Regions from separate parts of the Homo sapiens genome. Here region 2 is linked to region 1. A link is an interaction called in ENCODE POLR2A ChIA-PET data of the cell type or tissue named here. Cell type or tissue: PC-9. All regions are shown on one strand. Links, peaks and the distances in the headings refer to the core of each region. The heading gives the core; the rest is flanking DNA. Region 1 has its middle 150 kb from the start of LINC00161. Region 2 has its middle 96 kb from the start of LINC00113.

Region 1 (16,840 bases), core at 4,495-12,494:
GGCCTTACTCAGGACAATTTGGGTAGAAGTTTGGAGAAAAAAAAACCAACCAAACTAATGTAGGCTTGAGAGAAAGGGAGAAAAAGAAACAGAGTTGGTGAGAAAATATAACCACTGTCAAGACTTTTTTTCAAAAAAAATTAAAAGCTGAGAAATGTGCCCAATAACTGGACAGAAAAGTAGAACCAAGGAAGGACTTTTTTTAAAAACATGGAAGATTCCAGAATGTTTGTATATAGAAGAAAATGCCCAGAAGAGAGGAAATATTGATGATACAGGAAAAAGAAAATATCATTTTATATGAGGAGTGAAGAAATTAAGATGTCAAGGATGACGTCTAAGTTTCTGGCTTGTGTACCTTAATGAATAGTGAAAATCTTTACCAAATCAGAAAATAGTGGAAAATTACGTTTATAAGAAAGATCATTAGTTCATTTTGTAACATATGTTAAGTTGCAGGAGTTGTGAGTTATCTAAAAGACACAAATAGGCAGTATGGCTCCTAGAAGATAAATTAGATCTAAAGAAATAAACTTTAAGACAACTGGACATGATAATAATTTAAGCCAAGGGTGAAGGCAAGATCTCCAAGGTCCTCTTAATTTTTTGTGGTTAAAGGATCTCCTATATCCATGAACTTATCACCCTAATTTGTGAAATAAAGAAACCATATTTTAAGGACCTGTTTTATATGTTCTGTACAGGATATTACCATGTGTGATGAATGTTTTAAATACTGTGAGTTTGTAAAGTTAATGTTATTTTATAGATGAAGAAACAGAAGTTTAGAGAAACTTTGCCCATGAAAAGTTCAAAATGGTAGAGATGGAGTTGAATCTAGGCTTATCACAACCCCAATGCCTGTTCTGTCTTTCAGCTACATGAGTTGGGATGTTTTATGATCCCCTCTGACCATTATAGTTACTTCTTAATAGGTTTTCTGATTTTCTAGCACCTTATCTCCATTCCTAAGCTTTTTTGTGGATAAGAATCACTTCCAGAGTATTGCCCTCCCCAGACAAACCAATAGTGTACACAATCTGCACATTTAATAAGCATCCTCAAGTGATTCTGATGCAAGTAGGCTGTGAATCTACAATGTAAAAGGTTAACAACGTAAACAATTTACATGCAACAATGTAAAAGGTTACAATGTAAAAGGATAACAATGTAAAAGGTTTGCTCTACTATAGTCTATGTGTGGTGTCACATTAATCCTCTAAAAGGAAAACTAACTCATGCTGCTTGCTTGATTAATAATTGATAAGTACTTAGAGTCTCCTATGACATGTCCTAGACCTACTTTTCAAGCCAGACTGTCTAAACCAATCTTACTATTTTTGTCTGTATTCCTAAATAATACCTTTTCCATCCACATAAATTTGAAGCTCCCCTTCCACACTCTTAGATGCCCTCTTCCAGATTCCTTACCTCCATGTTACTAAATAAAATCCTAACTATTTTTAAAGGCACAATTTTAAAAATCCATGTTTACTCTAGTTAGAAATAGGGTTTCTCATTTAACTAGTTGCATACACTAGATATTATCTTATCTTGAGTTATCATATCTTGAGTTACATTTTATGTGAGTATACATTTCTTATCACCCAACAGGGTACTACCTTCATGTTTCTTTGCATTTTCCACAGCAGTTTCCATAGCATAAGTATACATCAGAGATGGGCCATCGGTGTTTGCTAATTTAATAAATAAGGTCACCCATTAAGCCATATAAAGATCTTACTTCCACTAGGGAATTGAGGAGGCAAATTGAATATTGAAAAGGAGCTTTAAAAATGTCATCTACTTCACCATAAGATTTCACACAGCACTCAACCGTATAGACACAAATGTATTGGGGAAAAATTGCCTGTCTTCTGTAAACTAAAATCAAAGTCATAACAAAATTTTCTTACACATTTTCTCCCAAGCTTGATTATTGCAAGTAAACAATTAACTCAAGTAAAATTATTAGAGATGGTACTTTCCAAACCTTTCTTATTACAATCCCATTCAAGACCAAGGGGTATAAACTGAATCAGAAAAAGATGTAGGTGTACAATAAATTATTGTTAATCATACTCACCCTATTCTGCTACCAAATACTAGATGTTATTCATTCTATTAATACAAACCTGTAGTTTTGTACCCATTAACCATCTTCACTTTATCACCCTTTCCCAGCTACCATTCCCAGGCTGTGGTAACCTTTATTCTGTTCTCTATCTCCATGAGTCCAATTTATTTTTTAGCTCCAAGAAATGATAAATACTTAAGGTGATGGATACTCAAGTTACCCTGTTCTGATCACTACACATTGTATGTCTGTATCAAAACATCACTTGTACTCCATAAATATGTACAACTATTATGTACCCATAGCAATTAAAAATATATTTAAAAATTACAGGAAGAACAAACAGTACAGCAGTAGAACTATAATAGCCAGATGTATCAATGACAAACAATAAAACATCTGAAAACAAACAAAATAGAAATGTGGGCACAGTGAAGACAAAAGCAATAACTGAAAGTAAGTGGTTACAATCAAAATAGAAACACACAGCTGGCAAATTAGTTTTGCAGAAGAGTTTAAGTTTTCCTATTTCCTTGGCAACTGAAGAAGGTTGTGATGTTAACTGCTTAGACATCTGCATCCTCAGAACCATCTCCTCCTTTAGAAACTAGAATAAATACCAAAGTAATACTACGGGCCAGAATATACTACTCCTTAACAAAACCAAATGAAAGTAATGAAATAAAGCTTTTAATATGTGAATTATCTTTGGTTTAATGCCTGAGAGGGATTAATTATTTTTTGTTTTCTTTGTTTTCTTTAGAGAAAAGTGAACGTCCATGTAATGGCAGGAATTTCCTGAGGTTGCTACATTCTAAGTGTTTTGGACCCTCGAGCTAATCATTACAAACTATCCCTACACTCTTAGGAGATCTTTATTATTATTCTTTTTAGGTTAAAGTTGGCACTTGATTATAGACCCAGTTTGCTCATAGCCTGTAGAACATGGGCATGAATACCAAGAAACAGCCAAAGGCAAGCCAGATTTCAATCACAGAAGACTCTTATTTCCCACATTAGAATAAATTTAAACTGACAAAGGACAAAAGTCAACGATATAAAGTCAAAACTAAAAATACAAAGGATTTGGTATACAATTCAACATTCTAGAAATGTCAGTTCTTTTACCTAGGTTTTGTGTGTGTGTGTGTGTGTGTGTGTGTGTGTGTGAATCTCTAAAAACAGATGGTTATGTCTTAGTAGTCACAGTACTCAGTCTGCCATCTTGCCAGTATGTACCTGATCTGATTTAAAAGTGCAGGGACTTTTTTCCCCCAAATATCAAGCTTTGTTGTGATAATGTCAGAATTATTCATACTTGGTTAGGTACATAGGTACAGGTACAGGAAGCCACATATAAGAATCACCCAATTATTTACTGAATTTCATTTTTTGTTGTTATATGTGATATAAAACTTATGTGAAAGAAAAGATAGAGATTAATAGAATAAATTATCTTTAAGGGCATAATGCTATAGCTGTTTTTTAAAGAGCAGCTCAATCTCCTCTCCTCTCTTCTCCTTTTCTCCCTTTTCTCACCTTGCCTCGCTTCTCCCATGCTTCTCCTCTCCTTTCCTGTCCTCTCAGAAATGGAGAAATGGAGTTGAGTAGCTATGGGTAATTGCAAGTGGTTCAATGAAATATAGGCCCTTGGAAGCTCAAAGTTAACAAACGGAAGTTAATAATGCTTGCAAAGTGTCTTGAGGTGAAAATGTATTTTCCTAGTCACAGATATAAAAAGTAAATAACTAGTATGTGTTCATCTGTGAAATCTTTGGCATTTAAAATAAATCCTCATTCTCTGGGTGGGCAGCCTTGGAGGAGATGAAAAAGTTTTGGCAAATTAGACACTCAGATTTCTACTCATACGGTATCTCAACTTGGCTTCCTCTTTTGCTTACTCCTAAATAAATTCCACACAGAAGGCTGTTTTTAAAAAATCATAATAAATAATTCAGGAATTATATGTGCCAAATAATCGATTGAAATAATTGAGGTCAACAGGCATGTGGTTTGCACTCATTCCCTAAGGCTGCTGTGACAAATTACTATAAACTTGGTGGTTTAAAATGACAGAAATGTATTCAGTCACAGCTCTGGAGGCCAGAAGTCAAAATCAAGGCATCAGCAGGGCTGCATTCCCTCTGGAGACTCTACGGAAGGATGCTCCCTTGTCTTCCCCAGCTTCTTGATTCCTTGGCTTGTGGCCACAACCTCTTTGCTCCATCTTCAAATTGCCTTTCTTGTGTGCCTCTCTACTCCTCAATGGGCTACTTGGGAGGCCACTTGTTATTGGGTTTAGGACAAACTGAGATAAGTCAAGAGGTTCTCCTCATCTCAAGATCCTTAACTGCATCTGCAAAGACTCCTTTTCCAAAAAAAGGCAACATTTACAGGTTCCAAGCATTGAAATATAAACAAAGCTTTTTGGAGACCATCATTAAACCCACTAGAGAGTTCGCATTTCAATTCCAAAAATCATTTTTTTTATTTTTTTCTTTTTTGAGACAGTTTCATTCTGTTGCCCAGGCTGCAGTGCAGTGGGGCGATCTCAGCTCACTGCAACCTCCTCCTCCCCAGTTCAAGCGATTCTTGTGCCTCAGCTTCCTGAGTAGCTGGGATTACAGGCACATACAACCATGCCTGGTTGATTTTTTTGTATTATTAGTAGAGATGGATTTCACCATGTTGGCCAGGCCAGTCTTGAACTCCAAACCTCAAGTGATCCACCTGCATCAGCCTCCCAAAGTGCTGGGATTACAGGCATGAGCCACCACGCCTGGCCTCAAAAGGTCATTTCATAATAAAGGGTCTAGGCTTGGATATAAATAAATTATCAGCTATTATGTAATACATTCTTCAAATGAGATCATAAAGCTGCTAATCCAATTATTATTTATTATTAGAACTATGTTGGAATTATACTATAACACTGCTGGAAGTACAAGCAATGTTGTATAATACATGTTCCTAAAAGAACATATAAGAAGTGTTACTGAAATAACAAACATTTTCCTCTAAAGAATTGCTAGGCATGAATCCTGTAAACTCCAGCTAAATGAAGCTTAATAATAATAGTAAATTGAGTGTGCCATGCACCATACTAAGTGTTTCACACATTGTCTGGTTTAATCCTCATGATGACTTACAAGATAGCATAACAGACTTCTCTGAATGCTGATTCTTCCTTGCCATAACATCTCTTCCTTTCCAAAAAAAAAACATTTCTTATTTTCTGGTGTCTGGTATCTTACAAAAAGCTGGGTCTTCATTAAGTCAGTGATGATAATCCCAACCCCTTTGCTGGTGAGTGGATCAGGAATAGACATGGAACACAATTGTGGCCAATGATACTTGAAGAAAGCTACTGAGGGGGTTTCTAGAATGAAGTTTCTTCACACATTGTATTAGTTTGTTAGAGGTGCCATTACAAACTACCACAGACTGGGTGGCTTAAACGGCAGAAATTTATTTTCTCTTAGTTCTGGAGGCTAGAAGTCCAAGATCAAGATGTTGGCAATGTTGATTTCTTCTAAGTTCTTTCTCCTTGGTCTTTTCTCTTTGTCTATCTGTCCTCTTCTTTGAAGGACACTGGTCATATTGAATGAGAACCTACCCCAGTGACCTTATTTAACTGTAATTACCAGTATCCCCAAATTAGGTCACATTCTGAGGTACATGGGGTTAGAACTGATGAATTTGGAGGTGACATGACTCAGCCTACAACATGTTTAAAAAAACACACACAGAAAAAAAAAATCTTCATCATTTAAACATTGTCTCTGCTGGGTGTGATATCTAACAGGAAATGACCCTGTAGATGACAGAACAGTGGACAGAATCTAGAACCTTTCCGACATCATGAGACTGGGGCATCCTTGACTTAGGACTTCCTATTACGGATGATAGTTACTGTTCTTATTTTTAAGCAGTTGAGGTGTTTTTTTTCTCTCTCGCTTCTGCTACAGTATCTAATTTGTATAAGTAAATACGTTTATTTTCATTGCCATTTCACAAATACAGAAACCTTGTCAGGAAAGCTGGAATTCTGATCCAGGAATCTAACTCCTGCCTGAATGTCCATAAATAATAGGTCTGTGGCATCAAAATGTTCTCTCCAATACTCAGGCTTTCATTTCAGTTTTATAAAAGCCTCCTAGAGAAAAATTTAAAAGCAGACCTTAGAATATTACTAGCTGGTTGTTCTAGAAATCTAGAAGCAAGGAACTGTGCAAAGAATTAAGTCAGCCATGAAGGTATTTTGATGAACAAGAAAGTATCTCTACTAAGATAAGGTTAAAAAACAATAAGAATGGCTACAATATAAATACACAAAAGTCAACAGATAAAGAAAAAGTGGTATATATACACTATGGAGTACTCTGCAGACATCAAAAAGAATGAAATCATGCCTTTTACAGGATCATGGATGGAGCTGGAGACCATTATCCTTGGTAAACTAATGCAGAAACAGAAAACAGAGTACCTCATGATATGGTTTGGCTTCGTGTCCTCACCCAAATCTCATCTTGTAGCTCCCATAATTCCCACATGTTGTAGGAGGGACCCAGTGGGAGATGACTGAGTCATGGGAGTGGATATTTCCCATGCTTTTCTCATGATAGTGAATGGGTCTCACAAGATCTGATGGTTTTAAAAGTGGGAGTCTCCCTGCACAAGCTCTCCTTTTGCCTGCTGCCACCCACGTAAGACATGACTTGCTCTTCCTTGCCTTCTGCCATGACTATGAGGCCTCCCCAGCCATGTAGAACTGTAAGTCCAATTATACCTCTTTCTTTTGTAAATTTCCCAGTCTCAAGTATGTCTTTATCAGCAGTGTGAAAACAGACTAATACACTGCATGTTCTCACTTAGAAGTAGAAGCTAAATGATGAGAACTCACAGACACAAAGACAGACACAATGGATACTCAGCCCTACTTGAGAGTGGAGGATGGGAGGAAGCAGAGGAGCAGAAAAAAATAAATATTGGGTACTAGGCTTAGCATCTGGGTGATGAAATGATCTGTACAACAAACCTCCATGACACAAGTTTACCTATATAACAAACCTGCACATGTACCCCAAAACCTGAAAGTTAAAAGTCACTAAGCCAGTTAAATGAGATTATTGTTAACAACCTAATATACAAATTGTGCTCTCTCTACTAATCTCTGTAGATAGTTTGAGCCCAGTCCTTAATTCTCTTTGGCAAGAATTGCAAATTACCTTTAGCTACGGATTTCATTGTTCAATTGGTTTTAATTACAGCGTTTTCCATTACTCATCATTTTCCTTATTTCAAATTAAGCCTCTCTTTTACTTCTTCCCTTAAGAGGAAATGAGTGTTTGTCTTTTCTCAAACCTTCCTTTACATATTTGTATCACATGCCTTTTGTTTGCCTTTCTGGAATAAACCCACTGTTCTCTCATGTCCACAGATGCCTCATCATCCCAGCATAAATTATTCCAATGTTTCATGTATTTACTTTTTTAAATTTTAAAAAATAGCCTGCCTTTCTTCTTCTGAGATGCAATAATATAAAGAAACATGGACAGCCTATTTCTTGTGCTTCAAAGAACATATTCCTAATAATTTGGGCCACTATTTTGTTCCATTCTAGTGTTTTTATTGTGTGTGGAAAAATCCTTCAGGTTAATTCCTCAGTTTTACTCAGAACTAGAATGCCTGGCAGTGTGAGGTCAGTGTTATCACCAATTCTCAACCAGCATCAGGAAGGACCACACTTAACCCAGCTGTGACTGATAAATAACTCCTGGCTTAGCAGAAACTGTGAGCTTGTGTGCGATGGTTAAGCAATGTAATAAAGGAACCAGCTCTAGTGGAGAGACTCTGAGCTCCAGAAGACTCACTGAGGTCAGAGTCCCTCTGCCTTACTTTCTAGTGATATATGTTTTGCTCTATTTTCTAATTTACTTTGGTCCTATTTGGCTTTAGGGGTATATTTTTCTTCAGTGACTTTTACTTTGCAGCTGATTATGGCATAAGTACTGCTGCAGATGGCTTTTTTGGCCCCAATTAATGGCCTCCCTTTGCCATGTGACTTTGCAGCTCTTTCCACCAAGACATGAAGCCTGTCCTCCAAGTCTTTAATATAGAGCTGGCTTTGTACCTTTGTACCAATAGCATCTGGTGAAGGTGGCAGCTAACCACTTCTGAAGGTAGGCCTCAAAAAGCCCTTTGCACATTTTCACTGTCTCAGAATGTCACCTTTGCTAGGAGAACAAACCCTAGATAGCTTTCTGGAAGATGAGAGACCACATGGAACAGAGACCAATGATCTCGGCTGAAGACAACTTCAACCAGTTCCCGGCTGACCCACCAACTGACCACAGATGCAAGAGTGAGCTTAACCAAGATCAGCTGAGGTTGGCCCAGATCAGCAGAACCACCAACCCAGTCCTAAGTTCACAAACAAAAATAAATTTTCATTGTTACATACCACTGTGAAGGAAATGGCTGTGCTTTACTCAGTAGTAGTCTGAGGTGGCTGCCTGGTGCAGCATGACTTAGCAGGGTTTGGAATGCAGGCGCACAACTCTGCTTGTTATATAACCATGCCACGTGAGGTGCATTAGGTGATCACTCATCTGAGCTCGTACTTGGCTCACAGCCACTATTGTCTGTAAAGGTGTAATTACTCTACTTAAGGCTGTACATACAGCTTGCGGTTTGCACCTGCGGCTGACACCCAGGCTCACTCACGCCCAGAGAGAGAGTAAAAGCCATGTCAAAACTGTGTACAATTCTTCGAGTATTTTTCCAGCTACCTGCCATTGGTCTATCCACTCCCCTCAGTCCTCAGTTTGGGCTGGAACCTGACACTTGGCATGAAAACTGGCATCACGAACAGGATCCCAAGGTGGGTGAGCCTTTGGTCCCCGCTGATTCTTGGTTGGCTCTGTGGCCACAACATGGGTTGTGGTACCAGACTGCAGCTGTGCTGTGAGGATGGGCTCTGGTGGAGACTGGGCGGTGGTAGGTGGGTCCCTTGTGAGCATGGAGAAGGCCCTGAAGTTGCTGGAAGCACAGAGCACTGAGAAGGAAGGAGCCTTTGCTGGCAGAATTGGATGGGCATTTTTGACTGCGCTTGGAGTACACACCCAGTCCCTGAGGGATGCCACAGACGTAAGGGCTTTGCAGACATAGGCGAGGCACCTGGAGGCCTGGCTACACAGTTCAGAAAAAGAATTAGAAGCTGCCATGAATGGGGACCTCCAGGCACCCCCTGGAAGCCTGGCTACAGAGCTTGAAAAAGGAATTAGAGGCTGCTGTGAATGCAGGCCTGGAGGCCATTGGTGGGACCGAGGGGTCTGTGCAGTAAAGAAGGGGAAGATGCCCATGGGAAAATAGGGGACCCCAACCAGTAACACACTCAAAGATGTGGATAGATTTGATTTTGGCCAGGGTTGAGAAACAGAAAATTGATAAGCAGCCCAATGAAGTACTCTTAACTTTGTGGAGACAGTTGCCTCTGGAACAGCAATTCCAGAAAATGCCCAAGAGGAAGAAGGGGAGAAGGACATTGCTGCGTGATCTGGTCCCACCTGGGGTGTTCCAGCTCAAAGACTATGTACTGAAGCAAGGCAGGGATGTAAAGCCTTTTCTGTTTATGAGGGAACTGGCCGAGGTGCCCAGCTTGAGGGGACACTGGGCAACCAGAAGCCACATGTGAAATTGACAAGCCACTGGTCCCTGCACCCAGATAAGTTTCCAGGCAAGGCTGCATAGACAGCTATGAAATGTCTATGGTCAATGAAAGTGAAATCTGTATCTCTGCACCTTGGCATCAGCCACCTGGCCCCTGGTTATGCACTGTGTATGTCTCTCCCATACCTGTATACATTCTGGGGGTGGACACTTTACACAGCTTGACAGCTGTCTCATCTATCACATATTTGATGGACTACTTGACAACAGAATTGGGACAGTACCACTATGGGGTGGACTTGACTAATGCATTTTTTTTTACAGAGTCAGGAACAATTTGCCTTCATGGGAAGGTGACAATGGACTTTCACAGTGTTACTGCAGGGCTATGTGCATAGCCCCACCATATGTCATGGTCTTGTTAATGATATTATCCATGGTCTTTTTAATGCTATCAAGCTAACCTCTAATTCTCTTGCAGATTTAGAATCGGCAGTGCTCCTCTTGCCTGAGATTGCAATGGTGCAGCTGAGACCACCTTCCTGGCAGCCAAGTGGGCTATTCAGCAGGAATAAGCCCTGTGGATAGTTGAGCAGGGGCTCCCATTCGAGCTGGATGTGCATGTGACCACAGATGGTTTCAGCTGGGGCCTGTGGCAGCACACGGAGTGCTTGAGAACACCAGTAGGCTTTTGATCCCAACTATGAAAGGGAGCTGAGCTCTGGTATTCCTTGATAGAGCAGCAGTTAGTAACTGCATGTGCTGCCCTTCAGGTTCATGAGAGCTTGGCAGGATTGGTTACAATCTTCATGCAGACAACTTACCCAATAGCAGGATGAGTGCATTCATGGATAATGACCCCCTGGACTGGGATGGGGGAGACATCCACTTTGGCAAAGTGGAGTGCCTACTTGGAGCAGCAGAGTACACTGAGCACAAGTCCCTTAGAAGTCTTGGGAGCTGCAGTCCTATGCAAGATAAGGCCATGGGGCCTGAGGCACCCCTAGAATTTGAGCCTTTACCATTTAAAGAAGGACATCCCTCCATTCCCAATGGGGCATGGTACACAAATGGGTTTAGCTGAGGTGGTACTGCTGCCTGGACCACTGTTGCAATCCAACCTAGTACTGACACCATATGGTTTGAAACCGGGTGTGGGCAAAGTAGCCAATGGGCTGAACTTAAAGCAGTATGGATGGTGATCACCAAGGAGGTGACACCTATAGAAATGTGCACTAATAGCTGGGAAGTTTATCGAGGCTTAACCTTGTGGTTAACTACCTGGAAGTTACAAAATTAGCTATTTGTTCACCGGCCCACGTAGGCCAAGCCATGTGGCAAGATCTATAGGAGGAAGAATGACCTTCTCTGACCAGGTATAGGGATGAACAGTAACCTATTGTTGCCTGTCCTGATGCCCCTGAAGTCAGAAGAACAGAAAAATTGGCTGTGGCCATGGACCCTCCAACCCCCCAACTGCCTGTGGTTGGCCATCATAGCTCCCTGGGAGAAGTGCCTACAGTATGAATTGCCTGTCACTCCTTGGCTGTTCAGTGCATGCCCCCCATGGTTGACTGTTCATAGGGAAACAGCCAGGGGATGAACCCTCCTCTGGGGGGCATATGTAATATCTGTGTTGCCTATTATGAGCTCCCCTGTGACTGTGGCACAGACACAGGACCCAAAGCAACCATGGGGAGGTGGAAGGTGTGGTATTATCAGCCAGAGCAGAAGCCCTTGGTAGGTGCATTGTTATCCAGGGATGGAAAGTTAGCCTGTTATTGTTGTTGTGGGTTAAGGATTCAGGGATCTGCCCTTTGGGCACATGTCCCTGCACAGAGGATGCTTTCAGCCTATGGGGTGGAGTGTAAGGGAAATGGCTGCATGTTATTTTGCAGTAGGTTGAGGAAGCCTCCCAGCGCAGCATGAATCAGTAGGTTTGGAGTGTAAGTGCACAACTTCACACATTATGTAACCAACACTGTGTGAGGCACATTAGGTGATCACTCACATGAGCTTGTGCTTGTCTCAAAGCCACTATTGTCTGTAAAAGGTATAATTACCCTGCTAATGCTTTACATATGGCTTGCAGCTCATGCCCAGGCCCATGCCCAGGCTTGTGCCCAGGCTTGTGGCTTGCACCCATGGCTCATGCCCAGGCTCGCTTGTGCTGAGATAGAGTAAGAACCGTGTCAAAACCGTCTGTGATTCCTCAAGTGTTTTTCCAGCTCCCTGCCACTTGTCCACCCACTGCCCTCGGTCCCCAGCTTGGGCTGGAACCCGACACTTAGGATGACAAGCATTATGGTCTTGTGGATGTTAATTAGACAGCATTATTATAGCATAAAAAAAAGGCACAAGCCCATTTCTAATAATTATTGTATTTTCCTAACCAGTACATATGATTTTTTTTAGATTATCTTGTTTTCTGTTCATGATCGCTTGACATTCTATCTCTTATTTTATTAAAAGTTGTGACATTCTTTGCCATCCTCAGGAGAGGAGCTGGTTATTTTGACTTCCACAGCAATATGCCTAGCAGCCAACCAGGCTGAAGTGAGTGTCTAAATAAGACTATTTAATGGATAATTTTCAGGTTTCTCAGATGCACCACATTTGCTCTATCCACTCTGTTTTTCCTAACCTTATCAGATTTCATTCTGTCACAGTCCTAATCCATGAAATCATTGTAAATACTGTCTACCCTTTGACCTCATTTGATTAGTAGAAAACATGCTGTCACCAAGCCAAGCTTTGATCTAAGGGATCTTTCTTAAAGCAATGAGAATAATCACTATTCCAGTAACAGCAACAGTTGTTGAACAAACAAGATTTACCTGGGGATTTGAAGCAAGGGCAAATTTTTCCTCTCAGTTTTTTTTTCAAATAAATAAATTAATAGAAGGGCAAAAGCAACAGGAACTAAAAGTATAGATTCCTGTACTACCTAGTTATTGTTTTTTTCTAAATTTGAAAGTCTTATTCACAAGATAAACAGCCACGTCTATTTTTGAAATTTTTTATGGAGGCAAAAAATTCAAGGTGCTAGATTGTCCTGCTTTGACAACTAAAAAGCGGGGGGAAATCCCTGTCATTTACAATGGATGCAGGTTAATTGTCTGAAAGACTGGCATATAAAAGACCAGTTTATTTAGCTAAGGTATGCAGGTCATTTGAATAGCACAATTAGCAAAGGTGAGCTGGGGGAGTATGAAGGAAATTCAAGGAATCTTCATTTCTGACAACTTGGTGAAGGATATCTGACCTAATACCATAGTGTATAGGTGATGGATTTCTATGAAATTGTAGTTAGTGTGGGAAGAGCATAAAAAGTGTATAGCCAGAAGACAGAAGCCAAAAGCAAAGAACTAGGTGCAGGACGGATGATGGGTTAAAATGAAAAAACAAAACTGAAGACAAAGAGAAGCCAAGAGATTTCAGAATGCAAAGACAAAATGGGGGTAAGGAAAGGAAAGAGAAGATCACACAGTCTATAGACCATTACCAAGTGAGACTATCCAAAGCCATGAAAGACAGGCATAGGCATATACCTGAGTTTCAGGAGTACCTCTAAGAGACTCAGCCAATGTCATCCCATTTTCTGAAAGCAGGAAAAAAAATAAATAAGCCGCTGAAAATTAGATTTTCTTAACAAATGGCTGAGGATAAATAGTGCATAGGTACATGAGATATATACTAAAATTAAAATGTAAAAAAAAATTTAGACATTTAGGGAAGAAGCCATCTTTTTTGAGAAGTACACCAGTTTAATAAACTCTAAGCTCTTCTGTTTGCTGATAGTCCTCTGGGCTATGGAAATACTCTGGTTATGGGACTATTGCAGCTATGAGAATAGTACAAGATGAAGCTTCCTGTTATCGAGCTTCACAGGTAATCTGTGTCCTCTGACATTCCTGACTGTTGCTCACTACACAAGAGCCAAGAAAGCAGGGTTGAATCTCATCACCACAGCATGTGTCTATTGCTATTTCATAGTCCCCTCTTCCATCTGCTAAAGATGGAACATGATCTATCTTGCTCACTCTAATTTTTTTTTTGCCTTAAAAACTGGGCCATGAGTTAGAGGCATGAATAGAAACCATCTCTCAACTCCAGGAGGCTTTGCAAATTACAGACTATGAAGTACTTGACATATAGTTTCTAAATACAGTTAATCAAAGTTATAAAACCTAAGAAATAAATAAACTCAAGATTTGAAAATCTATTTGAAAAGTATATAGCTATAGTCCTATCCCATGATAGAGTTCATTTACTTCATCTCTTTCCTTTTCCACCAGAAAAAAACTAAGTATTAAACATAGAAGTTTCAGAAACCTTCTTACAAAACTGTCATAAAAGAACATCATATTTCATGCATATGGGATCATGCTTAGATCGAACACAAAACTAAGACCATAATTTTTTGAGAAAATTTATAATTAGATTTTATCAAATTCAAGTTGTTAAGTATTGTTCTTTTCTTACTGACATTGTGCATAAATGGCTTGAGATCAGAGTTTGCATTATTTTTCATTTTGTGAAAATTATCTTGTTATATTGGTAATATCATTTAAAAATCTTTTTTATTCACAGTAGTTCTCTAATCTCTTTAAAAATATATTATTTCTTTTTATAAGAACTCATCTGTGATTATGGGAGTTAAAAACTTTAAGCTTTTAAAAAATGCCCTTGTTTGTTCAGAGCCCTTCTGTTTCTTACTCAGAATTTGACTTCTATATAATAAAGAGAAAACTAAAATTTTACTCCAATATTAAGTTTCCTACTTGGTTCAGACAAACTACCACTGGATGACACACATACTTGTTGGAGTGGACAATAAATCATCCCATCTACAATAATGAGATGATATCTGATATGGTTTGGCTATGTCCCCACCCAAATCTCATCTTGAATTCCCACATGTTGTGGGAGGGACCAGGTGGGAGATAATTGAATCATGGGGGCAGGTCTCTCCCATGCTGTTCTCAGGATAGTGAATAAGACTTATGAGATCTGATGATTATATAAAGGGGAGTTTCCCTGCACAAGCTCTCTTCTCTTGTCTGCCACCACATGAGATGTGCCTTTCACCTTCCACCATGACTGTGACGTGTCCCCAACACATGGAACTTTAAGTCCATTAAACCTTTTATCTTCCCAGTCTTGGGTATGTCTTTATCAGCAGCATGAAAATAGACTACTACAATGTCTTAGAATCTGATATGGTTTGACTCTGTCCCCACCCAAATCTCATCTTGAATTGTAGCTCCCAGAATTCCCATGTGTCATGGGAGGGACCCTGTGGGAGGTAATTGAATCATGGGGTTGGGTCTTTCCCATGCTGTTCTCATGATATTGAATCAGTCTCAGGAGATCTGATAGTTTTATAAATGAGAGATCCCCTACACAAGCTCTCTTGCCTGCTGCCATGTAAGAGGTGACTTTGCTCCTCATTTGCCTTGATTGTGAGGCCTCCCTAGACATGTGGAACTGTGAGACAATTAAACAACTTTCCTTTATAAACTACCCAGTGTCAGGTATGTCTTTATTAGCAGTGTGAGAACAGACTAATACAGAATCCTATTATATTTAAAATTTGCTTTAGAATATGCTAAAAAGATATATATGTGATGGGCTACCAAATATTATCTGTACAATGATTTATTTCTCCCTTTGCAGCAAAAGTTTAAGCACCAGAAAACTAAAAACTCTGAAGCACAGCATTCAAATAAAATAATCTCAGGCAATTCAGGTTTCTGTGGGGTCCTCCACAAAGCCAAAAATCTTTCAACAGTGCTGTGGTCTGAGGACAGACATGTTTCGCTTAATACCTTTGTGGTTAATATGACTTTTAATAAAATTCTCCAAAATTATTTCTCCAGAATTAGGTAATATAAATAAAAGAGGCAAAGGCTGGGTTGCAAGTTGACCATTACATCATTCATTTCACCATTGTTACACAAATATTTCTTGACCTCATTTATTTCATAGAATGTACAAGTGAATTTTTGTAACATGTAGGTTACATTTCACCAATCTATTAAACAAGTAAATATTCATATTTGAATGTATGATTGTGCTAAGAAGGGGAAAACTGCATAATTTTCTAAATTCAGAAGAAAGTAAAACTAACATTAAAAGAAAAGTATTTAAAACTAACATTAAATGTAAGATATTTATCTGAAATATTTCAAATGGATTAAAAATTACATAATAAATAGCATACCATATATTTCAATTTGGCTGTATTTAAAAAAAAGAGAACCCAAAATAACTTTCAAATTTTTAAATTAAAAAAATTATATTTGGAATATTCTGGAGAGAGGTATACTTCTCTAAATGCCTTAGTAATTCTTGTTTGTGTAACCAAGAGATAAGAGAAAATCTAAACAAACTCCACTCAGATTTTACAGTAAAAGCCTGATTGTATAGCTGTTTGTTTATTGAGATAGGTGGGTGATAGATTGGTGATAGGTAGCTATATAGATAAAGAGGATAAGTCATCTTAAAACCTGATAAATACCATGAACTTAATCCCTATAAACCAATAAATTATACAATATATGTCTTCAAAATAGAAATTTAACCTTATCTGACCCACTTATGAGCAAAATTTTCTGGAGCCCTCCACTGAGTTGCTTCATCTCCATACTTTTCTTGTAGCTACTAAATAAACTAAAGTATTTTAACTTCTGTTGTTCAACAGGGAATAATTAATCTGAGATCCTTGAGGCTATTCCACTCAGCCCTCTAAACATACCTGTGGCACATAAAATGGCCACGACCAAAGATAAAGACCATGGGCTTCTTCCTCTTGTTTCTCTCTTAACCTAAAGAAGCAAAGACACACCTACTCATGCCATATTTGACCCTTTGTTAGCTCATTCTCCTAAGCAGAGCAGTCACTGGTCAGATTAAAAGAGCCAGGATGACCATTTGGACCTGATTTTACTGGGAGGGGAGAGGGGCAAAGAAGGGAGTTGCTGTTCCCTAAAATGAGGAACCCCTCAGCCTTCGCATTTTCCTCTTGAGTCCCACAAAGGAGCAGCAACTTTACCCACAACGTTAGTGAGAGGAGGCCTAGCTATTCTT
Region 2 (16,840 bases), core at 5,718-13,717, 570 kb before region 1:
ATCCATCATGCTAGAAAAGTTGCTAAGCAACACTGAGTAATTTCAGGGCTTCTCTCATGACTCCTTGCAGCCTCCTCCCCCAGGAAAAATATATAAAGCTAAAATATATCCTAATTAGGCTGCAGCAGTTGTTTTTCTCCTGGGCTATCTCCCCATGCTCCTGAACAAGGGCAGGAGGAGACAATTCAGGTGGGCTCATAACCTCTATCCAGCATCAGCCAGAGGGGTGCCACTGAGACATGGAGTTTCTAAATAAGAGAAAAAATGTTTTAAAATAAGGAGCCTAACTCAGCAATAAAAAGAGCTGAACTATTGATTCACCTAACATCTTAGACGGATCTCAAGCAACTACACTGACTGAAAAGTTAGCTTTAAAAAGTTACATAGGGTGTAATTCCATTTCTGTAACAGTGTTGAAATAACAAAATGATAGAAATGGAAGACAGATTAGTGGTTGTTAGAAGTTAGAAGGTTGGGGTGGTAGGGATGTGAATGTGACTACATAAAAGTCAGTACAGGTTAAAAGGGTCCCATATCTTTATTGTGGGAGTAATCACACGGATCTACAAATGTGATTAAAGCACATAAGGCTAAACACACACACACACACACACACACACACACACACACACAAATGAATGCATGCAAACCCAGTGATATCTGAATAAGATCTATGACTGTCAGTTTCTTGATTGTAATATTGTACTCAACATAGGATATGACCATTGTTTGAAACAGAGTCACTGGTCTAGAGATCTCTCTGTATGATTTCTTACAACTGCATGTGAATCCACAATTACATAAAAGGTTAAAAAAAAATATCACGGCCGGGCGCGGTGGCTCACGCCTGTGATCCCAGCACTTTGGGAGGCCGAGGCGGGCAGATTACGAGGTCAGGAGATCGAGACCATCTTGGCTAACATGGTGAAACCCCGTCTCTACTAAAAATACAAAAAATTAGCCAGGCGTGGTGGTGGGTGCCTGTATTCCCAGCTACTCTGGAGGCTGAGGCAGGAGAATGGCATGAACCCAGGAGGCGGAGCTTGCAGTGAGCCGAGATTGCACTGCTGCACTTCAGCCTGGGCAACAGAGCGAGACTCTGTCTTAAAAAAAAAAAAAAATCACTGGCCCAGAGCAAAGCTAGAGTCAATATGCTTGACAGCGTTCTGTCCTTGGGCCTTTCCTTAGTAAACATTTATAACTAAAGTGAATGAATATTTCGAAGACAAACTCATGTAGTTTGGCATACAGTACTAACAGAATTAGCATTCAAGATTCACCATTATCACAGAGTAGACAAAAATTGCCTGAACACATTAAGGTAGCTTCTATTTATTGAGGTCATGTTGGGCCAGGCAAATGTTCTTGGTATGTGGGTGTCATCTCAACTGCTCATTTCCAAAATCTTGCAAAGGAGTTGCTATCATCAATCTCTATATATGCCAGGAAACTGATTTCTTAGGCAGTATTTTCCCCCAAAGTCCAAATACCAAGGAGTATATTAACCCTCATTCCACATATAGGCTTCTGTTATTCCACCGGTTATTTCTATTTAACTACTTTGTACTTAGTTAAAAAATAACTAGTTCTGCAAAGAAGGATAAAAAGGAGCTGACAGAAATAGATTCACAAACATGCACGCATGCATGAATGCATGCACACACACACACACATACATTTCTTAATTGGAATTTTTTGCTTACCAGAAATTTGGGTGCTAGCTAAAGATACAAAAATGATACTAGATTTTACTAAAAGTAGCAAATGCATATGATAATGGGTATTTGTGTACAACATTCTGTGTTAATAAAGACATTGATATTCTCTATTCATTGAATCTCATTTGAAGATTAACTCTAGGCATTACATATTTTAAGATGATATTTACAAGTAGGAGTATAAAAAGAAGAATATGCTCAGGATGATCTTCTTGAAGGTAGTCTCTTTCCATTTCTGAAATCCCAGGCTCTCTAGCACAGGGCCTGAGACACACATGAGGTTTCACAAAGATTTGTTGTAGAAGAAACAATGCTTAGTGTCGACCAGGATTCAGTAAACTTTTTGTGTTAGTTTGTTCTCCTGCTACTAATAAGGACATACCTGAGACTGGGTAATTTATAGAGGAAAAAGGTTTAATTGACTCACAGTTCCACATGGTTGAAAAGGCCTCACAATCATGGCGGAAGGCGAAGGAGGAGCAAAGTCACATCTTACGTGGATGGAGGCAGGCAAAAAGAGAGCTTGTGCAGAGAAACTCCTGTTTTTAAACCTATCCATTTTCCTGTGACCCATTCACCATCACGAGAACAGTGCAGGAAAGACCTGCCCCCATGATTCAACTACCTTCCACCGGATCCTTCCCACGACACATAGGAACTACGGGAGCTACAATTCAAGATGAGACTTGGGTGGGGACACAGCCAAACCATACCCCCCCTTTTTTTTTTTAATGTAAAGGGACAGAGAGCAAATACTTTAGGTTTTGTGGGTCATAGTTGTTTGTGTTGCAACTACTCAACTCTTCCACATAACAGGAAACCAGTCAGAGGCAATGTGTAAACCAAAGGGCATGTGGTGTTTCTATACAATGTTATTTATAAAATGAGGCAGCTAGTCATACATGGCCCCCAGGCAGTACCATGCCCATCCCTTGTATAAAACAAAAATAACTAATTAAAGATATGATTTCTTTATTCCTTACTGGCAGCTTTCTGAAAGGTAATGTGGCCGTTTGTTGAGAAGTCAGAGGACAACATAACTAAATTAGAAAAATTTACAGAAGAGCAGGTATTTTTATCCTTTAGACAAGAAACATTATCTTACAGACATGAATGATATTTTCAGCAATTAGATCATCACTAGTGGTTCTAGTTGCCTCAAGACAGAGCTTTACTTATTGTTTGGTATATTCAAGTAATGGTAGATAGGATGTCAATCTACAGGTGTAATATTGTGCATATGGTTAAATATGAATCCAGATTCGGATATGTGGGTCCTGCTTTGAGCCTGAGAGTCTAACAAGCTCCCAGGTGATTCCCATACTGCTAGTCTGGGGCCAAGCTTTGAATAGCAAGAATTTAGCCCTGTGAAATAAATTCTTACTTTCTGAGATTTTAAAATAAATTTCTAAACTTAAGAATCTATTTGCAAATTATAGCTATAAAGTGCTTGGCATTAGGGTCCTCCCCAAATCTTGTCTTTTTTTCTTTCATTTTAGGAAATTATTTATATGATCGTTTACCTCTAAATTTTATCTGATTTAAAATAAGCTTGATTTCTCTAGTGCCAAAATACATCCTTATTCAGTATTTTACTATAGTGAAATAAAGTGCATTTAGATGGAGTAAATATTTTATGTATTAATATTTTAGAAGAAACACAAGATATCTTCACTTGTATCACATATATTTTATAATTACTTTCGTAATAACACAGACAACAAAAAAAAAGTGTTGAGAGCTGAGTATAAGCTGGTGACTCTCCCACATAATCTTACATTTATCTCACTCTTGCATTTTGCAGATCTAGGAATAGTGGCACAGAAAAGTTTACAAGTTCCTTAAGTAGGAGAGCCAAGATTTGTTTCAGAGCCTAACACTGCTGTAAACACTTTTCACACTAAATCATATGGCTAATATTAACAATAAATAATACAGCAACAGCAGATGAATGAGGATCCTGTATGTAGCCTAAAAATCTGTGAGTTTAAATATAAAAACCTGGCTCATCTCCATTATGTTAACTGAATAAAAATATAAGACAACTGTGCTTTCTGACTGCAAGGGGAAATCTCAAAGAAATTTTGTGCAAAGCCTCTGGTTATGAGGAAAAGAGAGAGGGGAAAAGGAAAAAGAGAGGAAGGCTGGAAAGAGCAAAAGTCCTCAGCTCTAGGTTGGAGAAAAACAAATGGTGACCAGAGTCAGTCCACGCGGCTCTGCAGATCCTGCGTCTTGCTTGGAGAAGCCATTAGAACGCAGCCCCCGGCAGGGAACCACGCCCAGCCTCCAGGCCACTGTAAAACAGCAGCGCCTTTTTCCACGAGAAGAATAGGCCAGTGTCTGTGCCACAAGCACTTTACCACATGCTCATTTTGGTTGAGAAAGCAGTGTTGAGGGGGAAAAAAAAAAAAAGCCAGAGTCATAGATTTTTCCTTACTTTTTTTCTAAGGCAAACAGAACACTTCCCCCACTCTGAATAAGCCTGAATAAATGACATGTGCGAAATGACATCTTTCTTTACTTGGAAAAAAGAATAAACCGACTTTTTTTTTAATATGTGTATGGACCTCAACGTTATCTCAGCAGATAACAATAATACCTGAATAACGTTGAAAATGTTTTTCATGAGAAATCATCTATCAGATGTTAAAAGAAACCATGACAAATAGAGGGATTGCCTGACTGGAGCATATATATACACACACATATACACACACACACACACACACACATATACACACACACACACACACACACATACACACACACACATATATACACACACACATACACACACACATATGTATATGCATATACATATACACATATGCATATATTTCCATATATGCATATACATATAAAATACAACTCATGATAATTTACTTGACTCTGTGCCTATAAATTTTGCTTACACAGCTGGGTGATGTCAGTTTATTACAGGATTAAATGTTTATTCTTAGTGGTTGATGTATTCCTCACTGCGGACTATAGGCAAAGTCAAAAATATTCCCCAAGACAGGGGAGGAAAGTCTTCTTGAGGCCAGAGCAGGACATCAGGACATCAGGGGACCATGCATCCAATACTCAGATGCAACATAACTACCTTTGGAAAACGGCAAGACCAAAACCCTTTCAATCAAGGCAGATTCAGGAAATTTCTGTGGGTGTGATGAGTAGATGAAAATTTAATTTGCTCAAAATCCTGGGTACCATTGTTCAAAATACAATGAACATTTATATATCATGGAATGCCATTTATTTTTTCCCTCAGTGATTCAGTAGGGTTTCAAAACCATCGATGTATCCTTAGAAGGCTGGATTATCATTGCACACACTATAGAACAATCTAGATTAGGGGGAACATCTGGATACATTGATGTTTATGTCTGTTTTAGGGTTATTTCAAGTACAACATTTTTTTGTGAGATATATATATATATATAGTCTGCCCTCCATATCTGTGGGTTCTGCATCCTTAGATTCAACCAACTGTGGATCAAAACTAAAAAAAAAAATTCCACAAATTTTCAAAAAACAAGAAAACCACACAATGAAGTGATGTGTAGGCCCTGAATTAGATATTATAAGAAATATAGAATGTATTATATATATAAAGACACGTTTTCTTCTGTTTCCCAGGCTGAAGAGCAGTGGCCCCATCACAGCTCACTGCAGCCTCAACCTCCTGGGCTAAAGGGATCCTCATGTTTCAGCCTCCAGAGTAGCTGGGACCTCAGGTGTGTGCTACCACGCCAGGCTAATTTTTTAAATTTTTTGAAGAGACAGAGTATCATCATGTTGTCCAGGTTAGTTATATAAGGAACTTGAACATCTGCAGATGTTCATATCTACAGCAGGTCCTGGAACCAATCCCCCATGGACATCAAGGATGACTCTATGTGCATATGTGTGTATACATATCTGAGTGTATATGTGTGCATGTGTATGTGTATACATATACAAACAAACACACATATACAGGCACACACACGTATACATGAGCTCACACATGAAAATACATAGTCATTTATATTTAACAATCTAAACCTTACCAAGTTAAAACATGGTAGATTTTCAAAGACATTATGTATGAAATACTCTCCTGTTAGCGAATTTACAAACATCTTTCTATACTCTCCACTACGGGTTTATCATTTCATCCCAACATGACTAGAAGCATTTCCCACAGATCAAGTGAGATAGCTGAGCAAACAGCAGATTGTATTGCTAGCAGCCTCTTGCAGAAGTGTCTTTCCTTCTTTTTTTTTTTTTTCAGTCGGCCTCATACTGTCTTTATTAGGTATTATGATTGTTTGAAGAGACAGCATCTCTGGGAGGTAAGTAGGATTAGAAAAGATAATAGTTCTTTAAAGGGAATCAACACCCTTGTAAAAATATACATGTATCTATCTCTTTCAGACAACATAAATGTCATTTAATTATTATTCCATGATGGTAAATCATTTAGTAAACAGATAATCATAGTTGAGTATTCTAGGTTTGAAGAAGAATCTTTCTGATCAGAACAAGGGCCCAGCTTTTTAAGCAGTGCTCATTAAAGCCACTTCCCAAGGTAGCCACTTCGAAGCATTTATTACTCTACTGTCCCTTGAAACATTTATTACTCTACTCTCCCTTGTGATGTGTGCTACAAGATGGCAGCTCCCACAACTGCATTCTGAGGACTTAGAAGATATATACCCAGACGTGCTTAGAGTGATTTTAACCACTGGTTTTATCATCAGGAGAATTTTCTTGGATGTACTGGGTTTTATAGGACATCAAGAAGCTCCTCCTTGATCCTGCACTATTTTGTTGAACCAAATAAGACTGATCCTTTTTCCCTAAAAATGGCCAATAAATATAAATTCATCTAATATACCTATATATTTTAAACCTTTTGTAGCTTGCCTGAAATCCCATCAACTAAAGCTTGATTTAGTAACTCTTACTCCTTTTGAAACTACAAATACAAACTTGCCTGTAACGTTTCTCATTCGGGGTGAAGTCATTTAATCAGAATCCCTTTCCCCCGCAGCCTCTGTTTCTACTTTAATGAGGCAGTAGTTTTCTCTCATGCTTTCGATTTCTTCAGAATGGAACACTTGAATAATGAAAACTCCTCCATGAGATAGAATAATAAGGAATATGAGTAGCTAAAAGGGCAGATTTGATATTGAAAGTTCCAGGTGGAAGACAGGGTGAAGGGGATGCAACTTAGAGGTCATGGCGTCCAGGATACACAGTGGAATTGCTTCCCACCCTTGCCAGGGAGGCTGCAGACCTTAGGAGATGAGAGTGTAGATTCTGGAACTACACTGCCTGGGAGGAAACATCAATTCTGCCATTTACTAATTAGCTTCCCAACTCCTCTGTGTCTCAGTTCTGTCCTCTATAACTGAGGTCACTGTGAGAGATTCAGGGAGTTATATATGTAAAGCAATTAGAACAGAACCTGGCATGGACAATGTGCTATACAAATGTTTGCTGTCAGCATTTCCCTGATCTCCATGCCGTGGTTTCAACAGGGTGCTTATTACCCAGGCCACCATAAAACCTCCAGTCTTAGTATGTCATATACAGGTCCTTTCAACAGTATAAGTAAATGCCAGGAAACTGGAGATAAGCCCTCAGTGAAGAAACTGGCCTTATATTGTGAGAGAAGTTGGGTAGTGTTATGGCAAAGTTGCTAGGATGCCTTGACAAACACAACAATTTGAAAATCCCCAGCTAAGACTCTCTTTGTCAGGGAAACATGGAGCTTTCCTAGAAACACACTCCCAGTTATGATTTCTGAGTTGAGAAATCATACAGCTGGGAATTATTTTCCTGTACTTTTTTAATAGAAATGTGTTTTGTATCTATTGAGAAGACTATGTTTTTCTATAGTAGCATATTACCACCAAGGGGCATCTGTCGTGCCTCCAAACATACTTTATTGTATAGAAATACAAAATCCACCATTTAATCATTACTTACTTAAAAACCAGAAGGCAATTAGCTGGGCGTGGTGGCAGGCACCCGTAATCCCAGCTACTCAGGAGGCTGAGACAGGAGAATGGTGTGAATCCAGGAGGGGGAGCTTGCAGTGAGCTGAGATCACGCCACTGCACTCCGGCCTGGGCGACAGAGCAAGACTCCGTCTCAAAAAAAAAAAAAAAAATTAAATTAAAAAATAAATAAAAATAATAAAAAAAAGAAGGCAAAATTTTGGTGGCTCAATTCATGTTCTCTTTCTTTTACCCAATGAATATAATAATATGTGACAAGCGAGACAAAACAAACACATAGACCAACAATGTTTCCCAGTTTGTTGAGATCTTGTTTTCTTTAAACTCTATTCTAAAAGTCTAGAATCTCAAAGTCTTTGAGCATCCTGGCTACCGCTTTTTTGCTGACCCAGCTTTACAAATACTAAAGCTCATAATATTACCTAGTAGAAAATTCAGTCCTAGAATCACATTATATTTTTAGAAATTGTTACACATTACCACCTGTTCTTGAACAATTAAAGGTACCCATGTTATTTTCCTGTCTCTTATTAGAGTAGCCCATCATTCTGTCCTCTTACAGGTTTCATTTCTCTCAGCATTGTAAATTTAGTGCAACATCGAAGAAAATCTAGTCCTCGAATTCACTTGTCAATGTTAACCTGCCATGAGTGAAATATAAACGCCAGTGTTATTTCAAGTGGATTCTATTTGACAGACTGTTGGGAGTAACAGATGCTTTAGAACTGGCTACTATGAATTCTCTGTATACTGACAGATTAGATTGCAGGGAAGAAAAAAAAAATCACATGAGCTTCATCTCATGTGTAGCAAAACAAGCCAAGTTCTAGGCCAGAGAAAAACAACACTAGCCCTTAACCTTTGCTTGATGAATCTCTCTCTCTCTTTCTTTTTAAAATGAATACCTGGAATAAATTCATCTCCATAAGTTGTCCTACAGAACTTCCAAAACAAATCAACTAAGTTGATTTAAAAGAAAAAAATATGACACTATTATTTAATAGTCAAAACAACCCACTCTCCTGCAGTCTAATGCTTTTATTTGTCAAAGCACCGTTGTTTGTATTTTTATGAGTTTGGTTTCTAAGCTTTTTGAAAGCACATATTCTAGGGCTTTGTAAACAGTCACATTTTCAGAAAGCATATTCTTTTTTACTTTTGGGCTATATATCCAAACACATAAAATTATTATTTATTTCTGTGGTAAGAACACCTTAATGTTTAACCAAGGGACTCTTAAACAGTGTAACCAGTGAAAAATCCTGGATTTGTTTTAATAAATTGACTTTTACGAAACCTAGTTTTCCTTGAGTCCTTGGCATGACAACATTCCTTTAGAATTACTTAGCCCAGCTGTGCAGTGGGTGAAGCAAAGGGCAGAGTTACCTAATAGGAAAAATCCATTGTACATACGCTAAGGTGTTAGCCCTCTTGAATTCCCTACTTCATGAAATTCAAGAAAATGAAAAGAACTTGTCCAAAGGAAAAAAAAACTTGACTTACACTTAAGCTCAAGCTGCTTTTCGAAGCCTAAATGGGAGGCATCGGGATCCATTAGAGAGTTCTAGATGAAATGCCAGAAGCCCTGGGTTCTAATCTTGGCTGTTTGTCTTTAGCCAAGTCATTTGACCTTACTGGACCCCAGATTCCCGTCTATAAAATGAAGAGTGTAATATTTGTCTTTTCTACTCTACAAAGTTATTGTGAGGATAAAATAGGAAAACAGATGTGAAGCTTCCCCCAGAGAAATATATAAAACAGTACAGATATTAATACCGATTCTCTTTGGCCCTTATACTGGTCAAACTTGTTCAAACCCCACCTTATTCTCCTGAAATAGAAGAGGTTCTTTCGCTAAGATTAGAAACTCTCCAAGTTAATGATTCATTCTTAGGTATTATACATAAGATGTAACACAAGTTTTGGAACAGTAGAAATAAAACAAAACACCAGTTATTATATCAAAATTTCAGGAGAAATTTCTCTCTCTCTCTTCCTCACTAGGAAGTCTACTCATTGTTTTCAATCCTCATACAAATATATACACTTGAATATTTTCTTGTACACATGCCTAGCCCAACACCAGCATGCCCACATCTCCCCACCCCACATTCACATTCTTCTTTTCCAAAAGCCCAAATTTATCTCGCTCTCCTTTGCTTTAATTTGTTATCTTCCACCAGTTACTCTAAGTTCCTCCATTTATCCCAAGCCTTAACCAAAATTCTTTGACACCACAGGGCTCATACATTTAAAAAGCTGTTTCTGGTTTTGATTTTCTGTTGTTGTTGTTGACCTCAAAAAGAAAAAACACCCACAAAATGTGCTCCCATCAATTGGTGTGTATGTTATTTTGAGGAATCATAGTTTTATTTATTTATTTATTTATTTATTTATTTATTTATTTACTTACTTATTTTTGAGACGAGAGTCTTGCTCTGTCACCCAGTGGCACTATCTTCGCTCACTGCAAGCTCCGCCTCCCGGGTTCACGCCATTCTCCTGCCTCATCCTCCCGAGTAGCTGGGACTACAGGCACCCGCCACCACGCCCGGCTAATTTTTTCTATTTTTTGGTAGAGACGGGGTTTCACCGTGTTAGCCAGGATGGTCGCGATCTCCTGACCTCGTGATCCGCCCACCTCGGCCTCCCAAAGTGCTGGGATTACAGGAGTGAGCCACTGCACCCGGCCTCATAGTTTTAAAATTGAACAAAAAAAGACACTTTAAAGATTGTAAGGGTCTGATTGCCTCAACACCATAACTTAATTAAAAATATTACTGTTGAATCTTATTTGGTTAATTTGTCTGAGACAACTGGACCTGTTGTTTACATGAACTGTCAGGAAGTATTAAATCAGCCAACTAGTTGCTGCCTAAGACAGCTATGGGAAGCCTGGTTTGCATCAAAAGGTCAACAGGAAGAAACTTATGGAGAATAACATGTTATCTGAAGAAGAGAGTGGTATCATTTGCTGCTCTGTGGCTATTCTCTATGCCACATGATGTCAAGGCTTCAACATACTTTAAAGTATACATAGAATTTTTTCTAAACTTAGAAATTCCATAATGTTGGCTATGGATTTGTCATAGATGACACCTATTATTTTGAGGTATGTTTCTTCAATGCCTAGATTGTTGAGAGTTTTTATCATGACGGGTAAATAGGAAGCATTCCCCTGGAGAACTGAAAGAAGAGAAGGATGCCCACTCTCACCACTCCTATTCAACATTGTAAAAAAGTCCTAGGAAGAGCAATCAGGCAATAGAAAGAAATAAAAGACACGGAAATAATAAACAAGGAAGAAGTAAAAGTACCTCTTTCCACTGACTATATGATTCTATAGCTAGAAAAACCTAAAGTTGCTGTCAGAACATTCCTAGAACTGAAAAATGACTTCAGTAAAATTTCAGAACACAAAATCAACGCAAAAAATTCATAGTATTTCTCTATACCAATATTGTTTAAGCTGAGTGAAATCCAGAACACAATCTCATTTACAATAGCCACAAACAAATGAAATATCTAAGAATACAGCTAACAAAGGAGGTAAAAGGTCTCTACAAACAGAATTATAAAATACTGATGAAAGAAACCATAGATGACACAATAAATGCAAAATATTTCATGGTCATGGATTGGAAGAATCAATATTATTAAAATGACCATACTACCCCAAACAATCTACAGATTCAACACTACTTCTATCAAACTACCAATGTGACTTTTAAGAGAATTAAAAAATAATTCTAAAATTCATATGGAACGGTAACAACAACAAAAAGCAAATAGCCAAAGAAATCCCAGGCAAAAGAACAAAGCCAGCGCTATCACACTACCTGACTTCAAACTGAACTATAAGTCTACGAGAACCAAAACAGTATGGTACTAACACACAAAAAAACAGACATATAGACCCATACAAGAGAATAGAGAACTCAGAAATAAAGCCACACACCTACAACTATTTGATCTTTGTCAAAGTCAACAAAACAAGTGATGGGAAAAATACTTCCTATTCAATAAATGGTGCTGGGATAGCTGGCTAGCTATATGCAGAAGAATGAACCATAACCTTTCACCATGTACAAATACTAACTCAAGATGGATTAAAGATTTAAATGTAAGACCTCAAATTATAAAATTCCTAAAAAAAAAGTAGGAAATACCCTTCTTGGCATTGGCCTTGGCAAAGAATTTCTGGTCATGTCTTCAAAAGTAATTGCAATAAAAACAAATGCAGACAAGTGGGACCTAATTAAACTAAAGCACTTCTGCACAGCAAAGGAAAGTATAAATAGAGTAAATAGGAACCCACAGAATTGGAGAAAATATTCAAAACTATGCACCTGCAAATGTCTAATATCCAGAATCTACAAGCAACTAAAAAAAAAACAAGCAAAAAACAAATAACTTTATTAAACAATAGGCAAAGGATATGAATAGACACTTCTCAAAAGATGACATACAAGTGGCCACTAACATATGAAAAAATGCCCCACATCTCTATTCATCAGGGAAATGCAAATCAAAACCACAATGAGATGCCATGTCAACCAGTCAGAATAGTTATTATTAAAAACTAAAATATGACAAATGCTAGTTAGGTTGTAGAGAAAAATGAACATTTATACATTGTTGGTGGAAATGTAAGCTAATTCAGCCACTGTGGAAAGCAGTTTGGAGATTTCTTAAAGAACTTAAAACATCCATTTGACTCAGCAATGTCATTACTCAGTATATACCAAAGAAAAGTAGATCATTCTACCAAAAAGACACTTGCATTGACATGCTCATCAAAGCACTATTCACAATAGCAAAGATATGGAATCAACTTAGGTGCGCATCAATGGTGTATTGGATAAGGACAATGTGGTGCATATACAGCATGGAGTACTAGGTCATTATATGAAAGAAAGGAATCATCATTTACAGCAACATGGATGCAGCTGGAGACCTCTATCCTAGGTGACTTAATATGGGATTAGAAAAACAAGTACCGTATGCTTTCACTTTAAGTGGGAGTGAAGCATTGAGTACACATGGACATAAAGATGGCAACAATAGGCACTGGAGACTACTGGCGGGGGAGGAAGTGGGGTGTGGTTTGAAAACTCTCTATTGGGTATGATGCTCACTACTGGGTGGTGGAATCCATGCCACAAACTCAGCATCATGCAATTTACCCATGTGGCAAACCTGTACATGTACCCCCTGAATCTAGAATAAATGTTGAAATTAAAAAAAAATAAATTCCATAATGATTCCAGCATTATGTCACTATCCTTCTAAAAGCATGCTGCAAATTTCCAATCATTTCTGAATTAAACTCTCCAAGAAAATTGTCCTGTAAAATTTCTTTTATTCTGTTATACACATACACACACATTTTTATCTTTTAGATATTTTAAAGAAAACATTTCATAAATGTATTTTAATGTAGACCAGGATATTTGTACAATAACTGTACACTTGGAATTCGTACTGTCAGAAAAAGAAGTTATTTTTGAGTGAGTACTTCTTCAACCCATTCTCTTTCATTTTCATGGTATATAAAAGCTTTTTCTTTATGTTAAAATGTTTTATGAAGTATATGTCTCTTAAGATACTGTACAATTCTCATTACCCTGACCATTGTACCAGTCATAAAATGTGATCTTGAGAAGTTCCTTAAACCCTCTGTGATTCCTCTTTTGTTGCTGTTTTGTTTGTAATTGTCTGGGGTCTACACCCCAGACAGATAGGTACTACAAAAGCACCTATCTCATAGGTTACCTGTAAGTTTGTCATGAGATGCTACAAATAAGCGTTTAAAAATGTTCCAAGCATCAAATCACTTTACAGTATAAGTTAGTTGATTTTATCAATGAGTTTAGACCCCCTTCATACCTGGCACAACACACACAGCAAACCATCCATCAATAGTTTCCGAACAACTCAATGTGTTATCATATGTATGCTATGACTCATAAATAAACTACTTCTTTGAAAGTTTCTCAAAAAAGATATTGCCTAAGTAATATAAAGGCATAGATAGATAGATAGATAGATGACAGCTAGCTAGAAAATGTTTGTGTTTTCAGTGTCTATCGCCATGAGAAAAGCTGTGGATAATGAAAACAAGGCAGGAAGAGACATCTGTATCTTACAATTCAAGTAACATACAGTCAGTCTCTCATAACATGCTGACATAGCTTAAATATTTTCTCACCCATATTTCACGTTGAGATGTAATCCCCAATGTTGAAGGTGGGACCTGGGGGGAGATGTTTGGGTCATGGGAGCCTATCCCTCATGGATTGATGCTGTCCTTGCGATAGTGACTGAGTTCTTGCGAAATCTGGTCGTTTAAAAGTGTGTGGCAGCTCCCTCCGAACTCTCTCCCTCTCTCACTTGTGCTTTCACCATGCTATGTGCCTACTCCCACTTCATTTTCCACCATGAGTAAACGCTCCCTGAGGCCTCCCCAGAAGCCAAGTGATGTCAACGCCATGCTTGTACACTTGCAGAACCAAGAGCCAATAAAGCCTCTTTTCTTTACAAATTACCCACTGTCTGAGGTATTCTTTTTTTTTTTTTTTTTTTCTGAGATGGAGTCTTGCTCTGGCTGGAGTGCAGTGGTGTGATCTTGGCTCACTGCAACCTAGGCCTCCCAGGTTCAAGTAATTCTCCCACCTCAGCCTCCCGAGTAGCTGGGATTACAGGTACATGCCACCATGCCCAGCTAATTTTTGTACATTTTTAGCAGAGACAGGGTTTCACCATATGTTGGCCAGGCTGGTCTCGAACTCCTGACCTTGTGATCTGCCTGCCTCGGCCTCCCAAAATGCTAGGATTACAGGTGTTAGCCACTGTGCCCAGCCCTGAGGTATTCTTTATAGTGATGCAAGAATGGCCTAATTCTCATGTCATTCTCATAGCAGTTTTTATATTACTCAAATTAGCCTTACATGCTTTTCAGCATCTCACTTTTTCTTTTTAGGAAGATTTAGTTGAGTGTGCCAGATATTGTCTGTTGGTATAGAGACCATTCTGACCTTTCTGTGCTCTTCTCAGTATCACACGTGTTGGAAGATTGAAAATTGTATTTCCCCCAGACTCCCTGGCAAAATGAAAGTTAGCTGGGTTGGGCTTGTGGGAAATACTTGCAAGATATTAAAAGTGGGAGGGAGGGGCCGGGCACAGTGCCTCAGGACTGTAATCCCAGCACTTTGGGAGGCTGAGGCAGATGGATCACCTGAGGTCAGGGGTTCGAGACCAGCCTGGCCAACATTGTGAAACCTCGTCTCTACTAAAAATACAAAAATTAGCCAGGTGTGGTGGTGGGTGTTTGTAGTCCCAGCTACTTGAGAAGCTGAGGCATGAGAATTGCTTGAACCCAGGAGGCTGAGGTTGCAGTGAGCCAAGATTCCGCCACTGTACTCCAGCCTGGGCGACCCTGTCTCAGAAAAAAAAAAAGAAAAGAAAGGAAGTGGGAGGGAGGGAGACAAAATTCTAACTCTAGCAGGGAAGCAGGTGGGGACTGTGAGTACCAGCATCATCAGCAGTTCCAGCAGTGGCAAGCAGGGGTGATCCCCGCTCAGCAGCAGTGGCGGTGCTTTCAACAGTTTAAGTGGAAGTGCCTTTAGTCCAGTGACAAGGGACTGTGGGCTTCATCCGAGGATGGGAGCAGCTTCTAACACTGGGTCAAATTCTTTCTACTCTTTGTTCTTACAACCCTTCTAACATCTTACTAACCAATTCCCTATACAAAATATCTTTCTGTTCAAAATCTCCAGACTGGTGCTTGCTAACCTGACTAACTGATATCTTAATTAAATAGTCATTTGTTTAAAAAAAAATAGCAGAGCTTTAATTTCATTTATATTTATTTGTCAAAAAATGAGCATTAAAATTATTTTGAATATGAATGAAATTTTTAACCATAGTGGAAAAATAAGTTTCAGTTTTGAAAGGAAAACTTCTCATTTTCCATTCAACTGTATTTTATTTTGTTTTAAAAAATAAATATTAAATAAGTATTGCTTTTATCAATTTAAGTGACATCAATTGACATGTGTTCCCTTAAACAAATTTGCCTATTTTAAATGCCAACACCTTTTCTCTCCTGACCATCTCTAAAAGTAAGTAATCATTTCTCCCTTCTTCATGGTCCCACTCTACGTATTTTTTCTCTTTTTCTTGCGCATAATGCTTTTCCCCCTGATTTTTAACATCTTTTTATCAACATACTCAATTCACTCTTAACCTGAAAATATACTTCGTTATCCCACTTCCTATCAAAATTTTAATGCTTTTCTCTTCTCCAGTCTGTGTTACAATGAAAGAAAAAGAACTTATGCTCTTAATCTTGCCCTTGCATATCCCATCTTGTGTGTTTATTCCTCAATACCTTTCACAGTGTTTTTGAAATCACTGGCTTCAGACTTCCGTCGTGAGCCCAGCTACTTGATCAGTATCTCCGATCAGGGAGCCTCAGAGCATGTGTTGTTAACAAGTCCTCCAGGTGATTCTTATAATAATGACTACATTGTGAGAAACTTGAAACGTAAATTCTGCCCCAACCTCCTGACTGTCATTGCATCTCCCAGATTACTAACCAGATTTTGACAGATTTTCAGGTTTCATACTTGCCTGACGGACATGTTTTTTTGTTGTTGTTGTTGTTTTTGACAGAGAGTCTCGCTCTGTCGCCCAGGCTGGAGTGCAGTGGCGCGATCTTGACTCACTGCAAGCTCCGCCTCAGCCTCCCGAGTAGCTGGGACTACAGGCACCCGCCACCACGCCCACCTAATTTTTTGTACTTTTAGTAGAGATGGGGTTTCACCATTCTAGCCAGGATGGTCTCGATCTCCTGACCTCGTGATCCACCCGCCTCGGCCTCCCAAAGTGCTGGGATTACAGGCGTGAGCCACCGCGCTCGGCCTTTTTTTTTTTTTTTTTTTTTTGAGACTGAGTCTCGCTCTGTTGCCCAGGCCAGAGTGCAGTGGCACGATCTCGGCTCACTGCAAGCTCTGCCTCCCAGGTTCATGCCATTCTCCTGCCTCAGCCTCCCGAGTATCTGGGACCACAAGTGCCCACCACCACAGCTGGCTAATTTTTTGGTATTTT

What was found. Peaks named below come from ENCODE experiments on the same cell type or tissue, not always from the same donor. Only the 100,000 strongest peaks of a DNase experiment are listed, where the experiment ranks them.
Region 2: POLR2A ChIA-PET joins it to region 1 with 5 read pairs; 1 of 35 experiments calls an interaction of 5 or more read pairs at or near these places.

What each region holds. Positions count from the first base shown.
Region 1 is chr21:28,384,794-28,401,633 of GRCh38, forward strand. No RefSeq gene overlaps it. Among named protein-coding and RNA genes, the nearest start is that of LINC00161, 150 kb to the right of the region's middle. In PC-9, for the core only: no CTCF peak of the experiment used is centred there; a DNase peak (open chromatin) is centred at 8,698; H3K27ac peaks cover 935 bases.
Region 2 is chr21:27,809,935-27,826,774 of GRCh38, forward strand. No RefSeq gene overlaps it. Among named protein-coding and RNA genes, the nearest start is that of LINC00113, 96 kb to the left of the region's middle. In PC-9, for the core only: no CTCF peak of the experiment used is centred there; a DNase peak (open chromatin) is centred at 9,087.